Regions from separate parts of the Homo sapiens genome. Here region 1 is linked to region 2. A link is an interaction called in ENCODE POLR2A ChIA-PET data of the cell type or tissue named here. Cell type or tissue: Panc1. All regions are shown on one strand. Region 1 has its middle 9.3 kb from the start of PPTC7. Region 2 holds the start of LOC124903015 (a long non-coding RNA gene).

Region 1 (5,000 bases), 95 kb before region 2:
AGAGATGGGATTTTACCATGTTGGCCTGGCTGGTCTCAAATTCTTGGGCTCAAGCAATCCGCCCACCTCGGCCTCCCAAAGTGCAGGGATTACAGGTGTGAACCACCGCACCCAGCTAAACTGTATCTTTTAATGTGGTCAAGTTGATCTAAATTTTCCTTAACAGCTTGTGCACTTTTATATATTATTGAAGCTGCCATTTCTTATCCCAATATTCTATATTTTATTCTAAGACTTTTCAATATTTCTTTTTACTCTTGGAATTTACTCTTGTATATAATGTGAGTTTGGGACCCAGTTTAACTTTTTTTTTTTTAAAGACAGAGTCTCACTTTGTTGCCCAGGCTGGAGTGCAGTGGCATGATCTTGGCTAACTGCAACTTCTGCCTCCTGGGCTTAAGCGATTCTCTTGCCTCAGCCTCCTGAGTAGCTGGGACTACAGGCATAAGCCACCACACCAGTTAATTTCTGTATTTTAGTAGAGATTGGATTTCGCTATGTTGATCAGGCTAGTCTCAAACTCCTGGCCTCAAGTGATTTATCCGCCTCGGCCTCCCAAAGTGCTGAGATTATAGGCGTGAGCCGCCATGCCTAGCCCACCGTTTAATTTTTCAGAGAGATAACCAATGTTCTCACACCATTTAAAAAATAATTTATTTTTTGGCCAGCCACGGTGGCTCACACCTGTAATCCCAGAACTTTGGGAGGCCAAGACAGGTGGATTGCCTGAGCTCAGGATTTCGAGGTCAGCAGGGGGAACATGGTGAAACCTCGTCTGTAAAAAAAATAAAAAATAAATACAAAAGTTAGCCAGGTGTGTAACACGGTGAAACCCATCTCTACTAAAAATAGAAAAAATTAGCTGGGCTTGGTGGCAGGTGCCTGTAGTCCCAGCTACTCAGGAGGCTGAAGCAGGAGAATGGCGTGAATCCGGGAGGCAGAGCTTGCAGAGAGCCGAGATCGCACCCCTGCGCTCCAGCCTGGGTGACAGAGTGAGACTCCATCTCAAAAAAAAAGAAAGTTAGCTAGGTGTGTTGGCACACACCTGTAGTTCCTGTACTCAGGAGGCTGAGGTGGCAGGATCACTTGAGCTTGGGAGGTAGAGGCTACAGTGAGCCGAGACTGCACCACTGCACTCCAGCCTGGGTGACAGAGTAAAACACTGTCTCAAAATATATGTATATTATTTTTTCCCGTAATTTGTAATATTACTGCAACTTCCTTTCAAGTTGTTGTATATTTGTGGGTCTCTTCTCTTAATATCTACCTAGCGGGCTGGGCGCGGTGGCTCACGCCTGTAATCCCAGCACTTCGGGAGGCTGAAGCAGGTGGATCACCTGAGACCAGCCTGACCAACATGGAGAAACCCCGTCTGTACTAAAAATCCTAAATTAGCTGGGTGTGGTGGTGCATACCTGTAATCCCAGCTACTCGGGAGGCTGAGGCAGGAGAATTGCTTGAACCCGGGAGGCGGAGGTTGTGGTGAGCCGAGATCGTGTCATTGCACTCCAGCCTGGGCAACAAGAGTGAAACTCCATCTCAAAAAAAAAAAAAAAAAAAAATATATATATATATATATATACATATATGTATATATATATATATATATATCCCCCTAGTTAAGCCTTCAAAAATTCACTTCTCTTCCACATCTGTTTGGCTTGTCTACTAAGATCACAGTTCTAGCTCTTTATAAAAGATCCCTGTAATCCCAGCACTTTGGGAGACTGAGGTGGGAGGATTGCTTGAGCCCAGGAGTTTGAGGCTGCAGTGAGCTATGATCGGGCCACTGCACTCCAGCCTGGGTGATAGAGCAAGATCATGTTTTTTTTAAAAAAAAATCCCACCCTCCTCCAGTTTAGTCAGCAGATCTTCCTTTATTTGTCTTTCACTCTTCTGCTGGTTCTGTTCTGGTAGCACAACAGAAGCATATTTTTTTTATATTTATTTATTTATTTATTTATTTATTTATTTATTTAGAGACGGAGTCTCACTTTGTTGCCCAGGCCAGGCTGGCTGAATCTCAGCTCACTGCAACCTCCACCTCCTGGGTTCAAGGGATTCTCCTGCCTCAGCCTCGCAAGTAGCTGGGATTACAGGCATGCGCCACCACCACACCCAGCTAATGTTTGTATTTTTAGTGGAGATGGGGTTTCACCATGTTGGCCAGGCTGGTCTCAAACACCCGATCTCAGATGATCCACCAACCTTGGCCTCCCATAGTGCTGGGATTACAGACATGAGCCACCATGCCCAGCCCAGAAGCATATTTTAAAACACAACCCAGGCTAGGTGCGGTGGCTAATGCCTGTAATCCCAGCACTTTCAGCAGCGGAGGCATGGTGAAACCCTGTCTCTACTAAAAATTTTTAAAAATTGGCTGGGTGTGGTGGCACATGCCTGTAACCCCAGCTACTCGGGAGGCTGAAGCATGAGAATCGCTTGAGCCCAGGAGGCGGAGGCTGCAGTGAGCCAAGATTGCACCACTGCACTTCAGCCTGGGTGACAGAGTGAGACTCCATCTCAAAAAAAAAAAAAAACCACACACAACCCAGGCTGGCCACGGTGGCTCACACCTGTAATCCCAGCACTTTGGGAGGCTGAGGCAGGCGGACTGCTTGAGCTCAGGAGTTCAAGACCAGCCTGGCCAACATGGTAAAACCCTGTCTCTACAAAAAATAAAAAAAAATCCAAGTGTTGGTGGCTCACGCCTGTAGTCCCAGCTACTTGCCAAGCTGAGGCGGGAGGATTGCTTGAACCTGGGAGGTGGAAGTTGCAGTGAGCCAAGATCGCACCGTGCACTCCATGCACTCCAGCCTGGGCAACAGAGTAAGACCCTGGCTCAAAAAAAAAAAACCCACAAAAAAACAAAACCAAACAACCCAGGTCCAGGTCCTCCTTGATTTCTCAAGCAAACCTGTTTCTCAGAAACAAAAGTTTCAAGGCATAAGCCTCACTGTTTTCTTATCTTATGGGTCTTCATTCAATTTATCTACCTCCACCCGCAAAGAAGCATATCTCCTATACAATAAGGGCCCTGTTCTTTTCATTTGTTTTCACTAATAAAATATACCCCCATTCTATGGGTAAAGCCAGAGTCTGAGCTCTCCAAATGCTAAACCGTGATCAAAGTTCATGCAATTCACAAATCAAAGTCAACTTGCCCAGCCGCAAGTGTTGCTTAAAGAGGTATTACAAAAAGCAAAAATCTACCCGCCGGAGTCTACAGGTTGGTAAACTAAAGTTCTGCCCTTTTGAAGGTAAGCCTGCTCTGGGACAGAAAGACTTTTCCCCCAATAATCGAATCCCTGTCCCGCCTGCCTGCTGAGGTCAAGGCTGTACTCACATGAGTTAGGTCAAGGCCTGCCCTAGAGGCCCTTGTACTCAGGCTCCAGCCAGTTAAAATCCTGTGGAACCACTGTAACTGTCACAAACTACCCAGGTCAGGAACACACTTGACCCGTAATTACCTTTAAGCCTGGAGCCCTGACAACACCAGAAATTTGATCTCCACAGGACTGCCTCTCAAAGTTTTCTAAAGAAAATATGTAAATTAACATGTTGGGGTTTCATGGGGCTGATAATTAATTGCACCCTCCTTAGCCTTTCCAAATTCCAAATCCACTGAGAAAAAGATATATGAATCAGGAAACTAGAGCTCTAGAGTTTGTTTTCTGGATAAGGCTGATTGGAGAATGTGGCTTTAGTGGTGCATGCAATTTCCCTCTGGATTAAACTAATTTACCCAGCCACAGGCTGGGTTACTGCAAATGTCTTTCACAGGGACAGGCTCCTCATGGTGAAGGAGGAAAACAGCAGTGTCTAAAGGTCAGGCCATAGCAAAAAGAAAAAAAGAGAAAGGGACCAGGCAACAAACTCAGCATCTTCTCCCAAACCCACTATTAGGCAAATCACTCCTCACTCATGGAGGTACCAGAGAAAGGGATGAGTTTTCCTTCAGTAGCTTCTCTATTGAAAAGCGGAAGTTCCCTCTCTGCTTATATAAGTAAGTAGAGGATAAGTTCCCTTCAAACAGTTGCTTTTGGTTTCGGGATTTGTTTTTGATTTAGTAACTGTAGTCATGGTACTTGGATCACGTGATGTGTTTGTTAGAATTCACTGCATTACAAGGCAAAATCAAAGTGGCTAAAGCAACATAGGGAACTCATATTAGTTCAGAGACTGATCCTCCCTCAGGCAAAGCTGGATTCAGGGTTTGATTGACATTTACCAGGCCTCTGTTTCTTACCATCTCTAGGCTCTGCTTCTCTCTGTATTGACTTCATTCTCAGGCTGGTTCTTCCCAAGTATCAGCAAAAATGGCCATCAGACCGGGTACGGTGGCTCACACCTGTAATCTCAGAACTTCGGGAGGTTGAGATGGGCAGATCACTTGAGTTCAGGAGTTCAAGACCAGCCTGGCCAACATGGTAAAACCCCATCTTTACTAAAAATACAAATATTAGCCAGGCGTGGTGGCAGCTGCCTGTAATCCCAGCTACTTGGGAGACTGAGGCAGGAGAACTGCTTGAACCCGAGAGGCGAGGTTGCAGTGAGCCAAGATCGCACTAATGCACTCCTGCCTGGGCAACAGAGCAAGACTCCATCTCAACAATAACAACAACAACAAAAGAAAAGAAAAAAATGGCCATCAGCAGCTCCAAGCTTGCATTCTACCAGCTTAGAAACAAACCTTGGTGATAATTTCTCCTTCCTAACACTTTCAGCAAAATCCCATAATGAAGTTTCCTTGGTCTGGCTTGGGTCATGTGCCTTCTCTCTGGACCAACCACTGCTAGCAACAGAATATAATGCTGTGATTGGCCAGACCTAGGCCACATGTTCATCCTTGGAGCCCTGGTCCAGTTCCACATAAACTGCATGAACCTAGGGGGTGTTGGATTGTTCCTCCAAGGAAAATCAAAATACAATAATCAGAGAAGCAGGAGAATGGATTCTAGGGGGGAAAAACATGACCATCACACATGACGCAAAGCAAG
Region 2 (5,000 bases):
TGCTTTCTTTTAACATTGGTCATGTTTCACCCTTTTTTTTTCATCCCCCCTGTCTGCAATCAACTTCTTCATTCCACTAAGGCTGGGCACAGAGTAAGTTTCTTCACTTAGCTCCTACTAACAGTGGTGGTTGGGTGGCTGTTTACTGACTGGATTTCTTACCCTTTTAAGGTCTGTTGAAAGGAAGTAACCGAATTCCCATGCTTTGATTGGGTTGGCTCTTTATTTTAATTTAATAAGACTGCCATTTCCAGGATCTTTTGCTTTCTTAAAGGACTCTATCATCTATGTCTATCCCGATTTGTCAAAGTGTGGAATTTGGGCGGGAACATGTTTCAAAGTATGACACGTGTTATGTAACACTATTTCCCCATAACTTTGTCATCAGCAGGAAACCAGAGGATTCTGTCCTAGTAAGGATCCCTACTAATTTGAAATGATTGTGTGGTCATTCATACAGTTATATCTTTAGACTGCTAATAGTCTTGAGTCTTGGAGATAATCCACAGTACTTTATAGAATTAGGTCATCAATCATTATAAAGTACCATGTCTTACTAATGTTCTTTCTGGTACATTCAGATTGAACAGCTCATTCATTATTAGTACCAAACATTTCAACCTGTTGTAGACATATACCCTTTTATGAGTTTGGGGTGGTGGTTGTTGTTGTTGTTCTTCTTCTTCTTTTAAATATAGAAATCTATTATTTTTACCTTTTTCTCAAAGCAAGATTCCCATACTAACTATGTACTTCAATCCATATCAGAAGGAATCCCCCTCTAAAATGAAGATTGTTCTATATCCAGGTACTTTTATGTTGATTACCAGTGAGGGTGGAAACTTCATAGTGGTTTTTAGTTTTACAGATGTTTTGTCCACTGAGATCTGCATTGAAACAATTAATATAGGTCATACAACAAATACCTGCTGAAACTAGTCTTTATAAAGAAGAATCTTACTTAACAATTTTAAAGTGTGCTAATTTCATAACCTTGTGTTACTTTGAGATTACAAACTATGTCCCGATAACTCTGTGTCCTGGTAACGGTTCCTTTTCTTTGCAATAATTTTAATTTTTGTTGCAAGATAAATCAAGCTTCTTTTGGTAATCATTTTAATTTCATACATTTTGTTTGTTTGATTAATTTTCATTTACAAAGTCTGCAGTGGCAAAACTATTTTGTTTTATCCTATTAGCTATTTAATGGTTTCTTTGATAATATTAAAGAATAGTCATGCCTTTAAAAGCAGTTAAAGGGCATGTACATTTATGCATGCAATATCTGTAAAGGAAAACATTTTGTATAGAATGAAGGTGCTTATACTGATCAACATGAAGAAACTGATTCTGTTGGGCTGGGCGCAGTGGCTCACGCCTATAATCCTAGCAGTTTGGGAGGCCAGGGCAGGTGGGTCACCTGAGGTCAGATGTTGGAGACCAGCCTGGCCAACACGGTGAAACCCTGTCTCTACTAAAAATACAAAAATTAGCTGGGTGTAGTGGAGAGCGCTTGTAATCCCAGCTACTCGGGAGGCTGAGGCAGGAGAACTGCATGAACCTGGGAGGCAGAGGTTGCAGTGAGCCAAGATTGCACCATTGCACTCCAGCCTGGGCGACGAGAGCAAAATTCCATCTCAAAAAAAAAAAAAAAAAATCGATTCTGTTGTCCTTTGGAGGATAGATACTATTTTTTTGTTTGTTTGTTTTGAGACAGAGTCTCACTCTGCTGCCCAGGCTGGAGTGCCAGTGGCATCCAGTGCCAGTGCCAGTGCCATCTCAGCTCACTGCAACCTCCGCCTCCTGAGTTCAAGCAATTCTCCTGCCTCAACCTCCCAAGTTGGCTGGGATTACAGGCGCCTGCCACCGTGCCCAGCTAACTTTTGTATTTTTCTTTTTAGTAAAGACAGTGTTTTACCATGTTGGCCAGGCTGGTCTCGAACTCCTGACCTCAAGTATTCTGCCCACCTCGGCCTCCCAAAGTGCTGGGATTACAGGTGTGAGCCACCGCACTCAGCCAGACAGATACTATTTTTAAATGATCTTTCTAACAGTATTCTGTTAAATGGCTAAATTAATGTTGTTTCTCAAATCTTGAAATTTTTAAATTAGGCCAGGCGTGGTGACTCATGCCTGTAATCCTAGCACTTTGGGAGGCGGAGGCAGGTGGATCACCTGAGGTCAGGAGTTCCAGACCAGCCTGGCCAACATGGTGAAACCCTATCTTTACTAAAAATACAAAAATTAGCTGGGCATGGTGGCACACGCCTGTAGTCCCAGCTACTCGGGAAGCTGAGGCAGGAGAATCATTTGAACCCAGGAGGCGGAGGTTGCAGTGAGCCGAGATCGCACCACTGCACTCCAGCCTGGGCGACAGAGTGAGACTCCGTCTCAAAAAAAAAAAAAAAAAAAAAAAAAAAGAAAGAAATTTTTAAATTAAAATTTTACAGGATTGGGGTTTATATTCTTTTATATTTAAAAGCAAAATTTACTTTTGTCATCTGAGACTATGTTGCAGCTCTAAACCACCTTATGCTAAATTTATCACTTATTTAGCTGATCTCTTTTTTGTTTTAATGCTCTAATATACATGAAAGATTGTGAAAATGTTTTCTTTTTTTTAAGTTGGGGAACTATACCGAGGATATATGAGCAATTTAATCCAGACCATAAAAATATGACAGTGAGGACTTCTAATAATGAAGGAAAGTGAAGATATCAAAGATTATAATTCAAAAGCACACATTTACCTGATGAAACTGAAGGCTGTTGTATATCTCTGTAACGTACACCTAATAGTTTGAAGTAACAAAAATATCAAATTTTGGCTATTATGCTTGCACATAGTTGTCAGTCTAGTACAGATAAATTACATAATTAACTTTTTTGTCTATTAACAATTTCCTTAAATATTTCTGGGATTAATATATCATTTCATGTTACAACTGCAGAAATATGAATTACCATATCAGTCTTTAAAAATGCCAAATTCTATAGGGCCCAGTAGTATACTTTACATTTTGTAATTTTTAAAATTCAGTGTATTTACAGGTCTCTAAATGAATCACTTTAGAATGCTTGATTTCACTCTTGGTAAATAGAATGATTACCTGTATTTTATATATGCAACTGTTTACAACCAAAATAAGATTGATTTAGAACAAAGTACATTACCATAAGTATGTCTGTTTAAATTGTCATGATACAATCAATGATGAAACCTATCCCAAAGCTGATGACCTGAAGAAAAATACGTACAGATTCAGCTTCTGAGATTAAATAAATAGTCATGATAGGAACCCTATGAATAATTTCTGGGATTCGGGATCTCTTATGAGACTTAAAAGGGGGCTTACAAGAGGAGACTATTTTGTTTTGATATTGTGTTTAACATTATGCTTTATCTCACCTTGACACTTTAAAGTTGGTGTTGGTATTAGGAGATCTGCACATCCCACACCGGTGCAACAGTTTGCCAGCTAAATTCAAAAAACTCCTGGTGCCAGGAAAAATTCAGCACATTCTCTGCACAGGAAACCTTTGCACCAAAGAGAGTTATGACTATCTCAAGACTCTGGCTGGTGATGTTCATATTGTGAGAGGAGACTTCGATGAGGTGATGTATTTCCCTTTCCCTTCTCAAATATCTCCCTTTCTTGATTATTACTTACATAAGCTTTATCTTTAGACCAGGGTTTCTCAACTGGTAAGGTTTTTTTTTTTTTCCCTTTTTCTTTTCCAAATGTAAAATTACTATACATCATGCCCCTCCCTTACTATTTGAAAATCACTGATTTAGATCACCTAGTAAACATTAAATACTTATTCTAACTAAATAGATACTGAATAAAAGTGGCTTTGTTACTGTTTTATGCTGTCGTTTAATTTATAAAGTTTTTTTTGTTTGTTTTTGTTTTTTTTGAGATGGAGTCTTGCTCTGTCGCCCAGGCTGGAATGCAGTGGCACGATCTTGGCTCCCTGAAACCTCTGCCTCTCAGGTTCAACCGATTCTCCTGCCTAACCTCCCAAGTAGCTGAGACTACAGGCACACACCATCACATCCAGCTATTTTTTTTTTTAGTAGAGATGGCGTTTTGCCGTGTTGGCAAGGCTGGTCTCGAACTCGTGACCTCAGGTGATCCTCCCGCCTCAGCCTCCTAAAGTGCTGGGATTACAGGCATGAGCCACCACACTCAGCCAAGTTTATAAAGTTTTTATTATGAACTTTTCACCGCCGCTACCTCTACTAACTTTATTCCAAGCCACTGTATCATTTTCTTGTATTCCAACTTCCTAATTCTACCCTTGCTCCTTCCAGTTTATTCTCCAACTAGCAACCAGCGTGATCCTTTTTAAGTAAAGTAAGATCACATCACTTCTCTGCTGGCAACCCTCCTGTGGCTTCCTTTCTCAAAGGCTGACTTTATAGGGCATGAGGGAGTTTTGAAGGAGTGATAGAGCTGCTCTGTATCTTTAGTGTGGCAGTGCTTACACAGCCGTGTGCATTTGTCAAAACCCATCATATTATACATGAAAAAGTAAGATTTTACTTTGTGTAAATTACGCCTCAATAAACCTGACTTTAAAGAAAAAAAGTAAAGAGTTCTGGGCCGGGTACGGTGGCTCACGCCTGTAATCCCAGCACTTTGGGAGGCCTAGGTGGGTGGATCATGAGGTCAAGAGATCAAGACCATCCTGGCTGATACGGTGAAACCCCATCTCTACTAAAAATACAAAAAAATTAGCCAGGTGTGGTGCTGGGCGCCTGTCGTCCCAGCTACTTGGGAGGCTGAGGCAGGAGAATGGTGTGAACCTGGGAGGCGGAGCTAGCAGTGAGCTGAGATTGTGCCACTGCACTCCAGCCTGGGCGACAGAGTGAAACTCTATCTCAAAAAGAAAAAGTAAGGAGTTCTGGAGTTCCCATTAGTTAATAATGGGATTTTTGGCAGATCACTTCCCCTTTCTGATCCTTAGTAAATATGACTGGAATGGATGATTTT

Evidence for each region. ChIA-PET counts read pairs that join two places held together with the same protein. Peaks named below come from ENCODE experiments on the same cell type or tissue, not always from the same donor. Only the 100,000 strongest peaks of a DNase experiment are listed, where the experiment ranks them.
Region 1: POLR2A ChIA-PET joins it to region 2 with 14 read pairs; 15 of 35 experiments call an interaction of 5 or more read pairs at or near these places.

The regions. Positions count from the first base shown.
Region 1 is chr12:110,590,077-110,595,076 of GRCh38, reverse strand. No RefSeq gene overlaps it. Among named protein-coding and RNA genes, the nearest start is that of PPTC7, 9.3 kb to the right of the region's middle. RefSeq lists enhancers at 4,060-4,109, 4,130-4,179. In Panc1, no CTCF peak of the experiment used is centred here; no DNase peak of the experiment used is centred here.
Region 2 is chr12:110,494,628-110,499,627 of GRCh38, reverse strand. VPS29 (VPS29 retromer complex component) reads left to right here. Exons shown (of 4, transcript NM_016226.5): 2 at 3,425-3,616. It overlaps LOC124903015 (a long non-coding RNA gene), which reads right to left and starts at 3,425. Exons shown (of 2, transcript XR_007063458.1): 1 at 2,751-3,425; 2 at 1-887. It overlaps LOC124903099 (small nucleolar RNA SNORD50), which reads left to right and starts at 3,207; the gene lies at 3,207-3,276. RefSeq lists a silencer at 210-504. In Panc1, no CTCF peak of the experiment used is centred here; no DNase peak of the experiment used is centred here; H3K27ac peaks cover 509 bases.